2 separate regions of the Homo sapiens genome follow, and region 1 is linked to region 2. Evidence: read pairs that join two places in POLR2A ChIA-PET (ENCODE). Cell type or tissue: IMR-90. All regions are shown on one strand. Each heading gives the region's core, and the rest is flanking DNA. Links, peaks and the distances in the headings are about the cores only. Region 1 has its middle 68 kb from the start of MAMDC2. Region 2 overlaps KLF9 (KLF transcription factor 9).

Region 1 (5,382 bases), core at 202-5,201, 430 kb after region 2:
GATGGAGTTTCGCTCTTGTTGCCCAGGCTGGAGTACAATGGTGCAATCTCAGCTCACCACAACCTCTGCCTCCTGGGTTCAAGCAATTCTTCTGCCTCAGCCTCCCAAGTAGCTAGGATTACAGGCCTGCGCCACCACTCCTGGCTAATTTTGTATTTTTAGTAGAGACAGGTTTTCTCCATGTTGGTCAGGCTGGTCTTGAACTCCTGACCTCGGGTGATCCACCTGCCTTGGCCTCCCAAAGTGCTAGGATTACAGGCATGAGTCACTGTACCTGGCCCCACTTCATATATATTTAATGTATTTAATCCTCCTCACAACTTAATAAGGTAGATAATATTATTATCCACATTTTACAGATGAGAAAACAGAGGCACAGAGAGGTAAAGAATCATGCCCAAAGTTAAATGCCCAGGAAATTGAAGACCAGCATTCTGTCCCAGTCCTGGTTTCAGATCCTAAACACTTATCCACCCAGTCCACGACTTTCCATTGCATTGCCTCCATAACATTTAAAATCTCAGATCTATCCTCCAAAGTACAACTCTCATCCACTCTCTCATCCCACTTATGAGTGCTTGGAACCTCTGTGTTGTCTAAGAGGTAAGGCTCACAATCTTTAGACTGGGAATTCAAGAGCCTAGCCTTACCATCTGCCTCTGCCCATCCTGCCAATATGGTTTTCTCACATATTCTCCAATAAGAGCCCTCTCTTCTCACCAGTAGGTCTGTTCATTGGCCCTGGAAGACATCCTGCGTGTTTATATCTCCTGGACCCATAATCGCAGATATGGCTTCCAGCACCCGTCAGATTACACCATGTTGTGTACTGAACAAAACTGGGCATCAACTCCAGCAGCAGGCGGACCAGGGCAGATCTGAAGGCCTGGCTTCCAAAAATGCAACCCAAGGTTAAATTGTAGTTAGACTACACTCTTCCTAATTCAAATGCCATTCATCATCAACTAAAATTGCCAAGTATAGTTTTGTTCCGAAATCAGAATTCCTGTCATTCTATGCTGCTATACAGTACTGTTGCAATTTTATTTTAACCTAATGCCAAACTTTGCATAAGTCCCTTTTCAACTTTACCTTACTAGCTTCTGTCCATTTTTCTCCAACCTGGGAAGATCTTTAAAATACTAATTCATTTTACTCACATAATAACATGGTCTTATCCACAAATCTAATAAAGATATTATTTACCTAGCCATCTATGTTGTTTAATTAAAAGTATCTTAATAGTATTTTGCCAAAGATAGCAGGGAAGACTACTTTTTTCTCAAAATGGCTGTGATGCATTAAATCAACAGCCATATAAATTGTTGATGATCCAGCCTATGTTTGTTTATCTTGCCTGCATAATTATCATAGGATGTTTTATTTAAAGATTTGTTAAATTTTTTATTTGCAGGATACAGATATATTCCTGATAATAAGCCTAATGACTTTAAACCCAAGTCACCTTATTTGGAGATAATTCTTGGTTTATCTACACGTGTTTCTGGTGATTATCTACTTTTCTAAGTGCTTGAAAACCACCCACTTGTTTAGTAATCTAATCAAAAATTTTACTGGCAATTTAATACTAAGTTTGTGCTTACTATAACACCCCTTCTAAAATTAGAAGGTGCCCAGCTCCATCTTGGGTGCCTTCCCTCTTTGCAATCATTTTCCACTTGAGCCCAGGAATTTGAGACCAGCCTGGGCAACATGGCGAAACCTCATCTCTACAAAAGATACAAGTGTCAACTTATCTACAATTAGCCTTTGGGATGCTGCGTCTGCACAGATTTGTGTCACTCAGCCATGAATGACACATGTTACACTCAGCCTTCACTACGTGTGGCTTTCCTCCCAGATTCTGTTTCTGTTCTTTCTTTAATTTTTTCTTTTTTCTTTTTTCTTTTTTCTTTTTTTTTTTTTTTTTGAGACGGAGTTTTGCTCTTGTTGCCCAGGCTGGAGTGCGGTGGCATGATCTCGGCTCACCGCAACCTCTGCCTCCTGGATTCAAGCGATTCTCCTGCCTCAGCCTCCCGAGTAGCTGGGATTACAGGCATGCACCACCACGCCTGGCTAATTTTGTATTTTTAGTAGAGACAGGGTTTCTCCATGTTGGTCAGGCTGGTCTCTAACTCCTGACCTCAGGTGGTCCTCCCGCCTCATTCTCCCAAAGTGCTGGGATTACAGGCATGAGCCATCAAGCCGGCTGTTTCTGTTCCTTCTAAATCTGGGTTTGGTTGTACCCTAAACACACTCAGTTTCTTTAATGTTTCCTCAGTGAACTTCTCATTAGAATAACCCAAGATTACAGAGTAGGCATTTCTTTTCTAAAGCTACTTATCCTTCTTAAGTGATAGTCCCTTTTAGAAACTGACTATGGGCTCACTTCGCCTTTCTTAGACTAAAAAAAAAAAAAAAAAAATCCAATGGATGTGTCTGAACATGCCCATTTGTCCGTTTCTCTGCTATTACAAATTCCAAGGTGAATCAGTCATTTCCTCCCATGCTTCCCATACCTTCTGTTTCACCAACTGGCCTTTCCTTTTGGTCAGAATTAAGTGGAAGCTCGATTCCCTTTGTCCTCTAATCAGCTGTTCCACTTTTAGCAGTAGGAGCCTCCCAGCAGATGTTTGGAGAGTTTAAAGTCATGATATCACCGCATCACTATTATAGGACCAAACAGTCCTCACCCCTCCTCACTTCTCTGTGTCTTTTCATCTCTGCACACATGCTGCCATGCACAATTCTGGAGTTTTCCACCTGGCACTTTGTTAATATCTAGTGTTCAAGTTGAGTGGGAGGGCTGGGGCTGAGAAAGCTTAGAGCACCAGCTAGACATGGATCTAGAGATGTGTCAGTAAGTGGGGTCCAAACCAACCTTCAGGTCCTGGAAGTACATGAGTAAAGGACAAACCCTCTGACTTAGTTTAGGGGAACCATGTAGTTTCAGGGACCTAAACTGCACTCCAGCTCTGGCAGTAGAGCATGTGGCCGAGATTATGGCAACCATGACATTTGCTCCATAACCACAGTGATTAGTTCAGCAGTGAGCGCATAACTTCAGTCAGACTACTTAGAGAAAACCTCAGGACTCCTGCTGGGGATGTTGGGAGGGAGCTTCTCTTGCCTCTGAGGAGAACAGGAAGCCCATAGAGCTGCTTGTAGCCATCTTAGGACCACAAGAAAATTTCGTTTTAGATGAAGTCGACACCATGGAAGGGGAAACAAAAAAATGAAAGCAATCAGGTTCTTGATAACATCATTGAGCTATAAAACCAAGGGTTCCCTTTGGCCGGCCTTCCTTTGGATTTTCAGTTCCTCTTAATATGAAGCCCATATGAGTTGGGGTTCCTATTCAAAATATGTCCTTCCATTCCATAACCAGATCCAAAGTTCTGTTTCACCAAGTTGCAACAACAACCATGAGACTGGGTTAAAATACTAAATTTATTCATTTTTTAAAATTACCATTACTCTGTTTATTAAACCCAAGCCAAAAAAAGTCATTTTTGTTTGTTTTATTTTTAATAAAAAGAGACTTGGGAAAATGTATCATTTGGAAAATGTCAATAAAGAGAGACAAAGTTGCAAGATATACAGGATTGTTAAAGGAGCAGGTGTCAGGAACTAGCCATGACTACAGGGATTTGGGCTGAGATAAAAAGAAGACACAGAATTTTCCAAGAAATAGGGTTCAAAAAAGAAGGATGAGGTAACCTACGTCAGGGATGGAGGAATCCGATGAGTTCTCACTGATGTGAAAGACAGGGTGGGAAGGCCAAGAGGCCACCCATTTGCGGGCTGGTGGGAGCAGGGCCATGACTGGCTTGGTGTTCAGAATTGATAGGATGTTAGGTGAGTCAGAAAAGGACTGAAAGACTAAGAGAATAAAGAATGACTGGACGCTGAGAGGTGATGCAGGGAGAGAAGGTGAGTCTGGCAAAACTGAAGGAGTGGAAAGGTGGAGGCAACACCCTGTGATCAGAGTCGGCTCTGAGCTCCAGCCACTTAAGGACATGTTCATCTTCTGCTCCCTGCTTTGCCTCTATGAACACTACAATAAGTATGATGAATTATTCTCTCCAAATGCTGTATTTCCCTAATATGATCCCCCTACGCCCTTGTTTCCATGGCCTCTGTCTCAGTCTTAGGCACAAACATGTCATACCTGGGCAGTGGGTGGCAGAAACTGGATCATTTAGTCAAATGTTGATGGTATATGTGAAGTTTCATCCCCCTTCCCCTGCCCCAGCCACGTACATGAACATCCCTTCAGTCCTACAACCTCCACAAGAAAAAGCCTATAAAACATCTGAAGAAGCTTTATGGTTCTCTTCCCTCCCAATTCCATGTTACTCCATGGTAGGAAAAGCAACTTGTACAAACCTCAAAGGGCCACAGAGATTATCTACACCACTTCTCTACCTTTGAAATCGGTGAAACTGAGGCCCAGAGAAATACAGATACTCACACAGTCAGCTAGTGGTCAAGCTGGCATGAACACTGCAGTGCCCTGAGCTGTAGCCCAGCATCTGTCTCTCCACACAATGAGGGCCTCTTCATCTTTGGAATTCTCACCTCTTTTTACATCAAACAAAACTTGGCTTAAGACCCATGATTTGCCGGGTGTGGTGGCTCACGCCTGTAATCCCAGCACTTTGGGAGGCCGAGGTGGGTGGCTCGCCTAAGGTCAGGAGTTCGAGACAAGCCTGACCTCGGGGTCTCAAATAGAGACCCCGTCTCTACTAAAAATACAAAAACTAGCTAGGTGTGGTGGTGGGCACCTGTAATCCCAGCTACTCAGGAGGCTGAGGCAGGAGAATCGCTTGAACCCGGGAGGCAGAGGTTGGAGTGAGCTGAGATCACGCCATTGCACTCCAGCCTGGGCAACAAGAGTGAAACTCTGCCTCAAAAGACAACAACAACGACAACAAAAAACCCTCATTTATATCAAAATCCATCCTTGTTTCAACATGATTCCTGTGTTTGGGGTGTGTCGGAGGTCGGCGGTGGGGGGTGTATTTCAGTCTCTCTCCCCACTAGAGTAGAAGTCTCTCCAGGCATAAACCACCTCCCTGCCTCTCGCACTTCTCTGTCCATTTAAATCAGTCCAGTTCCATACCCCACCCTGGGACTATAAGTCCTGAAGAGACAGGGACTGTCTTACTAATCTTTTTGTCCTTGGGTCCTAGGAGAGTACCTGGCACACAGTAAGCGCTCAGTAAAAGCTTATCTGATAAAAACAGCTCTGTGTCCCAGCACAGGGGCTCGTGCCTATAATCCCAGCACTTTGGGAGGCCGAGGTGGGTGGATCACCTGAGGTCAGGAGTTCGAGACTAGCCTGGCCAACATGGTGAAACCCCAACTCTACTAAAAATA
Region 2 (5,382 bases), core at 75-5,074:
TACAGAACGTCACCTTAAAAATCAGGAAACACTGGATAAACTTATTTTTAAGCAGTATGTTAATTTACATTTTCAAATAGTATGTTCAGTTTGTTTTTCTTCAACCAGACCAGATCTTTTCAGGTGACATACCTCTAAAGTTTAAGCAGTGGATCCATTGTTAATCTAAAGAAAACAAAAGATGCAACAAATATACTATTTTTCCTGTTTCCAGACTTTTTGGACACTTTATGATGTATTTATTTGTACTGTTTCAGATTAATTTTAGAACTATTAGAGTATTTTATATGAAAATATATCAAGCATATTATTTGAAAATGTAATTAACATGAAGTTTATCCTAAGTCTCCTGACTTTGTGGATACCTTTCACATAGAGTATGGGCAGATTTTGGGGGGCGGGTGGTAAAGGCAGTGTTATAAGGAAACAACTACATTCTAATTCCAGCTCGGAAGTCATCAGAACAGGCTGATGTTGAATCATGCTGGGTTGATATCTGGATGACAGAAACCTTAGGCCTTGTTTCTGTGCCAGGTGCCATCTTATTCTCTTTTTGGAGGGGCTTAAGTCAGCTATCGCCAAGTGGTGACAATGGGTTGAGTTTGATAACACTGGTTATAGGATTCTGAAGATCAGAAAACCCCAAATTCCAACCATGACACCCCAGTTCTATGAAAAAATATTTTTCAGTATATATATATACATATATGTATATATATATACATATACATGTATATGTATACATATATATACATATATGTGTATATATATACATATACATATATATGTATACATATATACATATATGTATATATATACACATATATATACATATATGTGTATATATATACACATATATATACACATATATGTATATATATATACACATATATATATATACATATATGTGTATATATATATACACATATATATATATAGTGCAAAAGGAGGCTCACATAAAAAACCAGGAGAGGTGGGGGCTACAAAAGCCCGGAGTGGCGGCTTCTGCTCCTTAGCCTCTTCGAACACATTCTTGGGATCCTTGGCATACTTGGTGTGAGGGACCTGGATAGCCTCTGTAGTAGAAGTTGTCCTCCAATATGGAAAACAGATTTTTTTGGTCCCTCTAGGAATGTCCATCACTAGCCAACTCTAACTTAGGTGGGAATTTTGCTTAAAGGCATGAGGTTGCCCTGAGCTTCTTGCACTCTTCTCCCTTAATTACTGTAAAAGGTTTTGGAGTCAACTGTTTGGTCAAGGAGAGTCTGATGTCATCGGAGGTATCAGGAAAAACTCACTTCATTGCCTGGGAGGTGGGGCCTTAGGGACAGAGCAAGGCCTTGCCCTAGACTAAGGGGCCTTAGCTCACTGGGCTGCCCATTAAGTAGGCCCTGCCCAGCCCTTACCACCATCTCTTCTCTTCATGAGTGGAACGGAAGCCCTGTACCTGGATCCTTAGGGACACATTCTCTCTACCCCATTCTTCTTTCCAGAGGGCTCCCCAGAGTGATGTGGAATGGCATTTCATAACCCAACTTGCTTCATCCAACATAGATGTACAACTAGGCCTGAGTGGGGCTTGCACAGGTAACTGTTTCTCTACCCTTTTTCCATAATTGTCCCCTCCATTACTGATCCTCCTGCCTCAGCCTCCAGAGTAGCTGGGATTATGGGTGTGTGCCACCACACTCGGCTAATTTTTTGCATTTTTAGTAGAGACAGGGTTTCACCATGTTGGCCGGGCTAGTCTCGAACTCCTGACTTCAAGTGATCTGCTCACCTCGGCCTCACAAAGTTCTGGGATTACAGGTGTGAGCCACTGCGCCTGGCCTCCCCCATTACATTTTAATTCCACAGATACACTTGAGCTGTTTATGGACTATGCCCCATTCCGAAGGCGACAAATCGTTGTAATAGCTAAGACTTTTTTCACCTGTCACAGAACCAATTTTTGCCCCCTGGGAGATGATACTGCCTCACCCCACTCAGCAATAGGAGTGATATCAAGTATCCTGTTAGGGAAGAATAACAATCTATGCAAAAGGCTGCATACACATGGCTTCTAGCTATAGAGGATGGGTTTCTAAGGCTGCAAGGGTTTGCTATAGGGTTTGTTTCTGGGTTTTAGACAAGAGGGTAAAACTCCCTTGAATCAAGTGAAAGATGCCCAGACTGTTCTTCAGCCCCCAGCCCAAGCTCTCTGCAGAAATCTGACCCTGGGGCTGGAGGCTGTTAGGACCCTATAGCTCTTATTGCTAGTCACAAGGTAGGAGCCACCCAGTTGCCTTTCTTTCCTCATTTCCCATTTGTCCTGTGTCATCCTCCATCTATCTGCCCTAGCAAAGACAGTCGGGGGGCCTCTGAGAATCTTCTGCTGGCAAGATTACAGTTTCACGATAGAAAACATAAGTGGAGTCAAATTACAGAGTACGCACACTGTTTCCCTTGATTTTCCTCTCACATCTTCTGTGCGTGGTGAGAAGAGAGAGGGGAGGGGTATAAGTGGGTTCCTGGGTGAGAGAGGGAGGTACCAGAGTAAATACAGTGCCACTTGGATGGTGACACCCCATTACCTTCAGACACAAAGATGTAAGCTGAGGGAAATGAATTCTTGGATTCAGGGAAATGAATTCTTGGATTCTGAACATGAGGGTCAGATTTACATTCCTGTCTCAATTGTTGACGCTTATCCCAAGGACTAGTCATTCTGCAACATCTGTGGGAAATTCCCAGATTGAACTTCCCAGGGAGAAACATCATATGACATATTGGGAAAATGGCTGACAATGGTTTTCCTTAGTAAGTTCATTGAGAAGAAAAGTGGGCGGATGATTTCCCAGTCTTCACTCTTTCAGAAGCCCCTAAAACAATCTGACATGCTCTAGTTGGAGCCTGCTTTCTATCCCATCAGTTTGATTTCTGAATGCCTTATGATCATTAGCATTCTTCATTAAAAAAAAAAAAAGCTTTGTCGCATTTGTTAGTCTTGACTTCCAAATCTTCCGTGTTCTTTTTTTTTTTTTCTCTCTCTCTCTCTCTTTCCCTTTGGCTGTTCTCAGGCTTGGAGAAAAAGCTTGTAGCATGCCATTCCTTCCTCCACTGCTAGAATCCTCCCCCACATCCGACCCTCCCACCTTTTCCTAATGTTTCTCCAGCAAGCCCAGCGCCCACTGAAGAGCGTAAATTAGTGCCTAGTAATTGGTACAAAGGCACTTTCTGTTTCTATGCAACACACGCAGAAAGGAGGGGCAAAAGGAAGACGAAGAAAAAAACCCCACAGATGGTTAAAAAGGGAAAGAAGTGAGATCCTCTTTCAGTGGTCTTTGAGCAATCCTGGCTCTCTTTCTCCGCCCCACTTTTTGTTGAAAGTTAGTCACAGGCCTAGGCCTAACTCAGAGCACTTGGTGGCAGCAGTTGTTAGTATCAAAAGAATAGCACTTGGAGGTTGGAAGTGACCTTGGGAGGTCATCACATCCATCATTTTGTCTTTAAGAAAGCACATCCCCACCCTTTCTCAGAGAGATGGGGATTGTTCTCTTGAAATGTTTTGGGGGGACTTGAAGGGCTTTGAAGCACACCACCAGGTTTCAAAAGCTGCCTATCTGCCTTGACTAGCATGTGAGTGGTCATACTGTGTAATCTCCCAGAGCCTCACCAGCTCATGAGGGTACTAGGTAGTTGGAAGCATTTGTCAGCAGAAAATGCTAAAGCCCCTAGCTTCAAGCTTGGCTCTGCGGGTGCCTAGGAATTTTTCCTTCATTTTGAATTCTTTGCAGTACTTTCATTTGAATTCTTTCCCCCCACTTGCTCTCCTGGGACTTCAGTCTATGGTTAACATTTTTCTTTTTCACCTTAGTTTAAAGGGCTGCTTCATGGAATTAACCAAGTGAAAGGGCAGAGGTGGAGTGAGCTGGGGTGGCCTATGCCCTTTTTATGGGAGCAGCACTCTCTTTAACAGCCCAAGGCAGAGCTGCTGAGAGGTTTCCTACCACTCCCTACCTGGAATCGTCCTGAAACTTTAATACCTTTTTGATGCATTAAGGCCACGAGTAAACATTTGTTTTATCCCAGTGTCAAGCAGTCCCCTCAGCAAATAATAGGACTAACATTATTATTCATAAGAATGTGATCCCCCCTGAGGGAGTGAGAAGCACCCATTTTTTTTTTAAATACATGGGACCTTCCAAGGCCATTCATTGCCATGTGTGTCCAAAGCCTTTTTGATGGTGTGCCCGAAGCCTTCTCTTTTAATCTCAGTTTCTAGTGTGGTATAATTGACTTTGGAATCCTGAGATGAGAATTGAAGAACCTGGATCTGAAATCTAAAGGTTCTAGAGCTGAGAGAACCAGTTTGCTCACGATCTAAGCCAGAGCTGCTGCTGCTGGGCCTTTGAATTTGTTTATTTTTTAATGAAACTGAGAATGATCACAAATTTGAACAGGAGAAAGGAATCTAGGAGAATTTGAACAGGAGAAAGGCCAATCCTTAACTGGCCAGATTGAGTCTTTTTAAAAAGTGAGGACATTTATTTAAATAGATTAAAGTAAGAGACGGGAGCTTAAGCCATACAAAATTAGTGACAAGGATTTGAAATGCAGTCAGTGGTGTTATGTATTCAATGAAGTTTGAACATTTTTCCAAGCTGAGCCTCCGTCCTTGTGGAAGGGAGTATCTCCCAAAGGGCCTGACTTGAACCAAAGTGGGAACCAGTGGAATAGGCAATGGTCAAAAACACAAAAGTCTCTCTTGGGAGTTTTGGACATTTTAGAACCGGGAGCAAAATTACAGATCATCTTGGCCCAAAGAAATAGAGGGAGAAGAAAATGTTTCACCATCTCTGTCTTCCAGAGAGCTAGCTTTCATAAGACAGGCAGTTAGAAATGAAGAGTAAGGCCTGACCTATTTCATATTGAACAGTCAAACTGAGGAACTGGAATGTGAGGGGGCCTTTACCTTCAGTACAGAGACAGTAGATAGAGTCGTCAGAGCACAGGCTTTTGGGTCCTTCTGACATGGGTTTTTGAATCCTGTCTCCACCATTCTATTTATGACAACTCAGGCTCTACTTACCTTCTCTGAGCCTCAGGTTTCTCATCTGTAAAATGGAGCTCAGTAATTATATATTTATGAAGTTGTTATGAAGCTTAATTCAGATGAGGTGTTTAAATCATTTAGCACACCATTATAATTAAAAATAAAGAATTTATGTGTGTGTTCCAGAAGCCCTTGATTCCTAGAATTTTTGTTTAGAATTCCAGATTAGTCCAGCACTGCCTCATTCACTTCAATTATTTATTATTATTATTATTATGATTTTGAGACTGAGTCTCACTCTGTCACCGAGGCTGGAGTGCAGTGGCATGAAGGATCTTGGCTCACTG

Evidence for each region. ChIA-PET counts read pairs that join two places held together with the same protein. Peaks named below come from ENCODE experiments on the same cell type or tissue, not always from the same donor. Only the 100,000 strongest peaks of a DNase experiment are listed, where the experiment ranks them.
Region 1: POLR2A ChIA-PET joins it to region 2 with 11 read pairs; 5 of 35 experiments call an interaction of 5 or more read pairs at or near these places.

The regions. Positions count from the first base shown.
Region 1 is chr9:69,973,536-69,978,917 of GRCh38, reverse strand. No RefSeq gene overlaps it. Among named protein-coding and RNA genes, the nearest start is that of MAMDC2, 68 kb to the left of the region's middle. In IMR-90, for the core only: no CTCF peak of the experiment used is centred there; a DNase peak (open chromatin) is centred at 2,537; H3K27ac peaks cover 1,406 bases.
Region 2 is chr9:70,404,541-70,409,922 of GRCh38, reverse strand. The region is part of intron 1 of KLF9 (KLF transcription factor 9); the gene reads left to right. LOC124900273 (a long non-coding RNA gene) reads left to right here. Exons shown (of 2, transcript XR_007061576.1): 2 at 1,494-5,382. Among named protein-coding and RNA genes, the nearest start is that of KLF9-DT, 7.0 kb to the left of the region's middle. In IMR-90, for the core only: no CTCF peak of the experiment used is centred there; DNase peaks (open chromatin) are centred at 2,622 and 3,352; H3K4me3 peaks cover 504 bases; H3K27ac peaks cover 2,344 bases.